Regions from separate parts of the Mus musculus genome. Here region 2 is linked to region 1. A link is a loop called in an ENCODE intact Hi-C map of the cell type or tissue named here. Cell type or tissue: left cerebral cortex. All regions are shown on one strand.

Evidence for each region. A loop is a pair of places that touch in the nucleus more often than their neighbours do. Peaks named below come from ENCODE experiments on the same cell type or tissue, not always from the same donor. Only the 100,000 strongest peaks of a DNase experiment are listed, where the experiment ranks them.
Region 2: a loop joins it to region 1, with 8 times the contacts of the local background. A loop is called at or near these places in 5 of 42 quality-filtered maps.

What each region holds. Positions count from the first base shown.
Region 1 is chr3:137,511,434-137,513,933 of GRCm38, reverse strand. No RefSeq gene overlaps it. Among named protein-coding and RNA genes, the nearest start is that of Gm4861, 40 kb to the left of the region's middle. In left cerebral cortex, no CTCF peak of the experiment used is centred here; DNase peaks (open chromatin) are centred at 738 and 1,386; H3K27ac peaks cover 2,006 bases.
Region 2 is chr3:137,562,258-137,564,757 of GRCm38, reverse strand. No RefSeq gene overlaps it. Among named protein-coding and RNA genes, the nearest start is that of Gm4861, 11 kb to the right of the region's middle. In left cerebral cortex, no CTCF peak of the experiment used is centred here; DNase peaks (open chromatin) are centred at 278 and 951; H3K27ac peaks cover 2,100 bases.

The DNA.
Region 1 (2,500 bases):
TTTATGTTTATCTCTCTTGAGATGAGAACATGCACCCTTTACCTGGAGGAGGGACAAAGGACAAGGGTGAAGGGAAAGACCATACTGAGTATCCTTGTCTTGAACTGTAGGCCGACTTTCACCCTATCACTCTGGATCTCTCTGCCTGAGGAAACAGACTTGTGTGAGTCGCGTCGGAGGCATCTTTGAGCTTCAGTTGAGTGGCCAGTGGGCATCTAAGCAGGGGATTACTAGAAGGAGGCAGGAGATGTAGTTCTCCACTTCCCCTATGTGCTCACTGTAAACCAGCCATCACCTTGGCTAGATCAAGCATGGTTTTTTTGGTTTTTCTTTTTTTTCCTCCAGGGTTACTGTTTCTTCATGACTCTCTCGTTCTGTGTTCAGGTAACTGTCCCCTGCCCTTGAGTGTTATTGGTTGTTATAGCCCTTCTCCAGCCCTGTGGTTCCAGTTCACTCTGCCCACACCTTCATAAACAGAACCTAATTTAAACTATGCTCCCAAATTATCCAATTTGAGAGAACCATCTGTTTCCTATTTTGAAAAATGCCTCACACAGCCATCTTGACTCTGAACTACACAGTGTTTATTATTTAGAGTTCAGGGAACTGCAAGTGATATAAATATTTCAACCACCCTCGCTTAAGCTACAAAAGCATATGGATTTATTGGGCTGCATCACTCGAAAGTCCAAGCAATGATTTTGTCCACAGGCACGGCTGAATCCAACAGTGCATGTGACGTTGGCAGGGCTCCCTCCTCCTCTTGGCTCTCATGTGTGCTGTCTTCCTTTTCAGGCAAATACTTTCTACTGAGCGACAAATAAAAGACACTGGCAGTTCTCGCCTTACAGCTGATACAGCCCAGAAAAAAGAACCTGAGAGATGTTGTGTCTTAACACACATGGTGACATTATCCTTTGTGAACTGTTAGAGTGCCACTAAGGTTGCTTCCCTGGATGTTCACGTATGTATCCCAAGTTAACAAATCCTCTGCAGCCTGGTTAAGGAATGGCTAAAAATAGAAAAGAATACTGCTCAGTGAGAGCACACCATCTTCTAGTCCTCAGAGTTCTTTCATTTTGAAATATAGACTTGAAAACAGGGAAGAAAACTGTTGAATGAAGTGAACACCGGCTTCTACCCTACATTTGATGCTATTCTTCCTAGAATACAGACTCACTTGTCTGCCCAGATAAAAGCTTGCATAGCAAATCCATCAGGCATGGTCTCTCAGCTTCATTCTAATTGGTGAATGCAATAATTTGGTGAAAGGGGGTTTCCTAGGGTGAACAGACAGGTAGCTCTGTCCAAAAGGCTGTGCCAACCTCGCATTTCTTCCTTGGCAGCCAGTTCTACAAATATGACTTGGAATAGACAGTATGCAGCTTTGAGATCAGGAGGAACATTAAGGAGCCAGATTGTCTAGGATGGAGGGTGTAGAATAGCCTCTGTAATAGGTAATAAGTAAAGCAGCTGGTTATAGTAGGAGAGGGAACAGACAGGTAGAGCAGGCTGGGCTCCTCAAGGGAAGTACCCACAGTTAGGCAATTAGTAGATCCATGGGAAAGCACAGGGAACTCACATTAAGATATACTGTGAAAGTGGCAGATATGGAAAACAGCTTTGCCAATGGTATTAGGAGACTGGCAGGAAGGAAGTTAGAGCTATTCAAGAAAGGAGATCCTAGGGTCTAGACAAGGGAATTCACAGCTTCCTATGTGAAAGTAAGACAAAGAAGTAAGGGAATTCTTCAGGATGAGAAAAATACATGTTAAGAAATGGTACACGGGGACCATTTGCCTATACATTCTTGGACACATGCATCAAGGCAGAACTCAGAGCATGTAGATTCCATGTAGCACCTTTCAGGAATGTATAGCTCTTTTTCTGACAAGCTTTTCACGTGTTTTCCTCAATAGATTTTTATTCAATTGTTTGTTTCTTTGTGTTTAGGACCTATTATTATGAAGGGTAGTGTCATAAATGGGGTGAGGAACCTGGGTTTTAGTGTCTGACAAGATGGCTTTTGAATATCCACTCTGCCATTTAGTAGCTAAATATTTTGGGGGTTAAATGACTGGACTTTATTCATAAAAGTTGAACACAATTCCTACTTCATGGAATTGTTGTAGATAATGATGTAGATTATATACCCTAAGTGACTGTCATGGTAATCACAGGGTGAATGGTAGCAGATATTATTGAAAATTCCTTAGCCGGAATGGATTTTCCAGAGTTGTTGTTCTGGGAAATTGATAGTGATATTAATAGTTACTTCCCCTCTTTTTAAAAACTTCACTTTTAGCTAGCAAAATAAGCAGACCACACTAGATTTCAACACTTTTTTACATTTTGGTTCTGTTGGGGGGAAAAGTGTGAGACTTTCCTGTGGTTTGGCTTTGTTCCTGAGAGCAGAGGTCAAAAGGTTATATTCATTTACTCTGTTAGCCTGACTCATCCTGGCTCATGGGATCATGGGTAGATTTTGCTGAGATATGGG
Region 2 (2,500 bases), 51 kb before region 1:
CTCTTTACTCCCAACCCTTCTTGTTCCAGAAGTTTTAGACAAGGGACTCTAGAGCTTCTTGTTGCCAAGGAGATTGGATGGCAAGAGCTGCTGCCCACATGACATTTGCCCCATTCTGCAGACCCCCTCTTCAGCATCACAGCCATCTGCCTCACTTGCTGTGCCTGGCTTACTCTTCACTGTGCTTTCCTTCTGGGCTTTCTAAATCTTAGCTCTAATTTGCAATCTGATTTCCCCAGCGTTGGCAGTTCATTTCCCTGCGACTGCACCTGGCTCCCTATATCACGTAACACTGACGCAGGTCAGCATGCAGATATGAGACTCAGGGGTTCAGATTTCAGGCTGTGAGCACAGGAGTCCAGCAGACTTCTAGAACTGGATACTTGGTCGTCTTAGAAGAGCTTCTTGGTATGGATACTCATTATCATTAGAGTTGCTTTTTTTTGGTGTGAATAAAATAAAGCTGTAAATATAGTTCATGTTAACACATTCTAAAGCAAGACCTGCTTTCCTTGAGCAGCTCAAAATTAGTTTAGTAAATCGTGTGGTGGAAAGTTTTCACTAAGTTTAATAACATCATAAGCTGTTCTTGATATTTGACAAATTACATCTCTAGAAATGTGTGTGTGTGTGTGTGTGTGTGTGTGTGTGTGTGTGTGTGTGTACATATGTGCAAGATAGAGTTAGAGAGAGACAGAGTCAGTGTTAAGGAATAGAGGAACAGGATAAACATGGTTCAAGGGGTGACCTTTGTTTCATTTGTCCTTGCTCCCCAGTTCTGTTTCCATCCCAGTATGATGCAAGACCCCAGAACAACTGAATTGATGCTACTGATTCAAATCATGGTTAATTCACATCTCCCTCTTGGCTGAAGCTAAACCGAAGCTGCTGTCTCTCATGAAGATTCTGCCTGCAGCTGCGTGACACAGATTATAAAAAGACTCTCAGATGGAACACAGAAACTTCGCTTCTAATCATTCAAATGCTTCATTCAGTTGAAATTATCGTCTAGGAAAATTCCAGATGTTCCGATGTTTCACTTCCCCATCTGAAGTTCCCATCCTGGAGGGCAGCTGGTCACTGATCTGCGCTGCTACACTGGCAATGATCAGCAGGGGTCTGCTCAGGGGCCAGCAAGAGGATCCACCAATACCCTGGAGAAATCAAGTAGGAATCAAGAAAGATGAGAAGAAGGGAAATTTCTAACCCTAGGTTACTCTTGTGTACTCTTCACCAAGAGAACCAGTGAAGGAGGAGGGAAAATAAAGACAAAATAAGCATTTAGGACAGGAGCTGGAGAGATGGCCGAGAGCAGTCAAGAGTTCTTGTTGCTCTTGAGGAGGAAGGACCTGGATTCAGTTCAACCAGGTACAACACAACCTATAGTACCAGTTCCAGGGGATCCAGTGTCCCCTTCTGACCTTCAAAGGCACACGCGTACATGTACGTACAGAAAAACCTCACATGTCAAATCAAAAGAACACGTTCAGTAAGATTGTAAAATATATTGGGTGACTTAAGCAATGGTTTAAACATTTGTATAAATTAAGGGGAACCGCTTTTTCTGAGAGAGTTTTGTGGGGTTTATGGTGTAATGTGCAAAGGTTGAACATCTCCTTTAACACACTGTCTTGAAGTCCGTATGCCCCAGTGCTCTGAGAAATGTTATAGGGGACGAAACACTGACTGGTTTTCTTTGATGGTCTTTTGCTGCAAAGCATTGGCTTCCCTCACTTTAATCAAACCCTCTTTCTTCTGCAAAGTGTCTCAGCTCTGAAGATGCAGCAAACTACTTTATGAAGAAGGATTCTATGTAGCAAATCTTACAGATGAGTGAGTGAGAAAGTACACAAAAAGGAAAAGAAGCAAGAAGAAAGTGCGCATGTCTGGTTGGTGACCCTCTTGAAGTTGTGAGTCAGGGAAAAAAAAAAACTAAGAAAAAGAAAGAATGACAATCTGCTATGTTTTGACCCTAAATTATAGATATACCTATGTGTTGTTATGATCCTTTATCATATCAAATATTCAAATCACAACTTCCGGTGGACCTTACAAACTAATTATTTCTGGTGGGCCAGAACCAGCTGGTGGCTGGTCAGTAAATATGTATGTCAGAATACAGATTTACTGACTAAATGCATGCATGCATGGGCATCTTTGTATGTACTCTTTCAGTCATTAAAAATACTCAAGAACTGATCCAGAACCCTGACCAGCACAGGTACTCATTTCTAAGTTTGGGGCTAACCTTTAATTTATTTTATTGAATGCTGGTGGGGGGATGCTTTGCTTGTGCAATTTTAGTTGCACATAATACAATATCAATCTTTTTTATGTTTGCAAGATTAAAACTTTTTTTCCTATCTGGTTAATTATCTCCTTAGAATTTAGTAAGCTTGGCAGAGGCTGCCCTTTGGGGCTCATTAAGCCAAATTTCCACTTCAGGATTAGAAATGCAGCAAGAGGAGAGGACAGATGCATTCAGAGTCTGAGCTGGGAG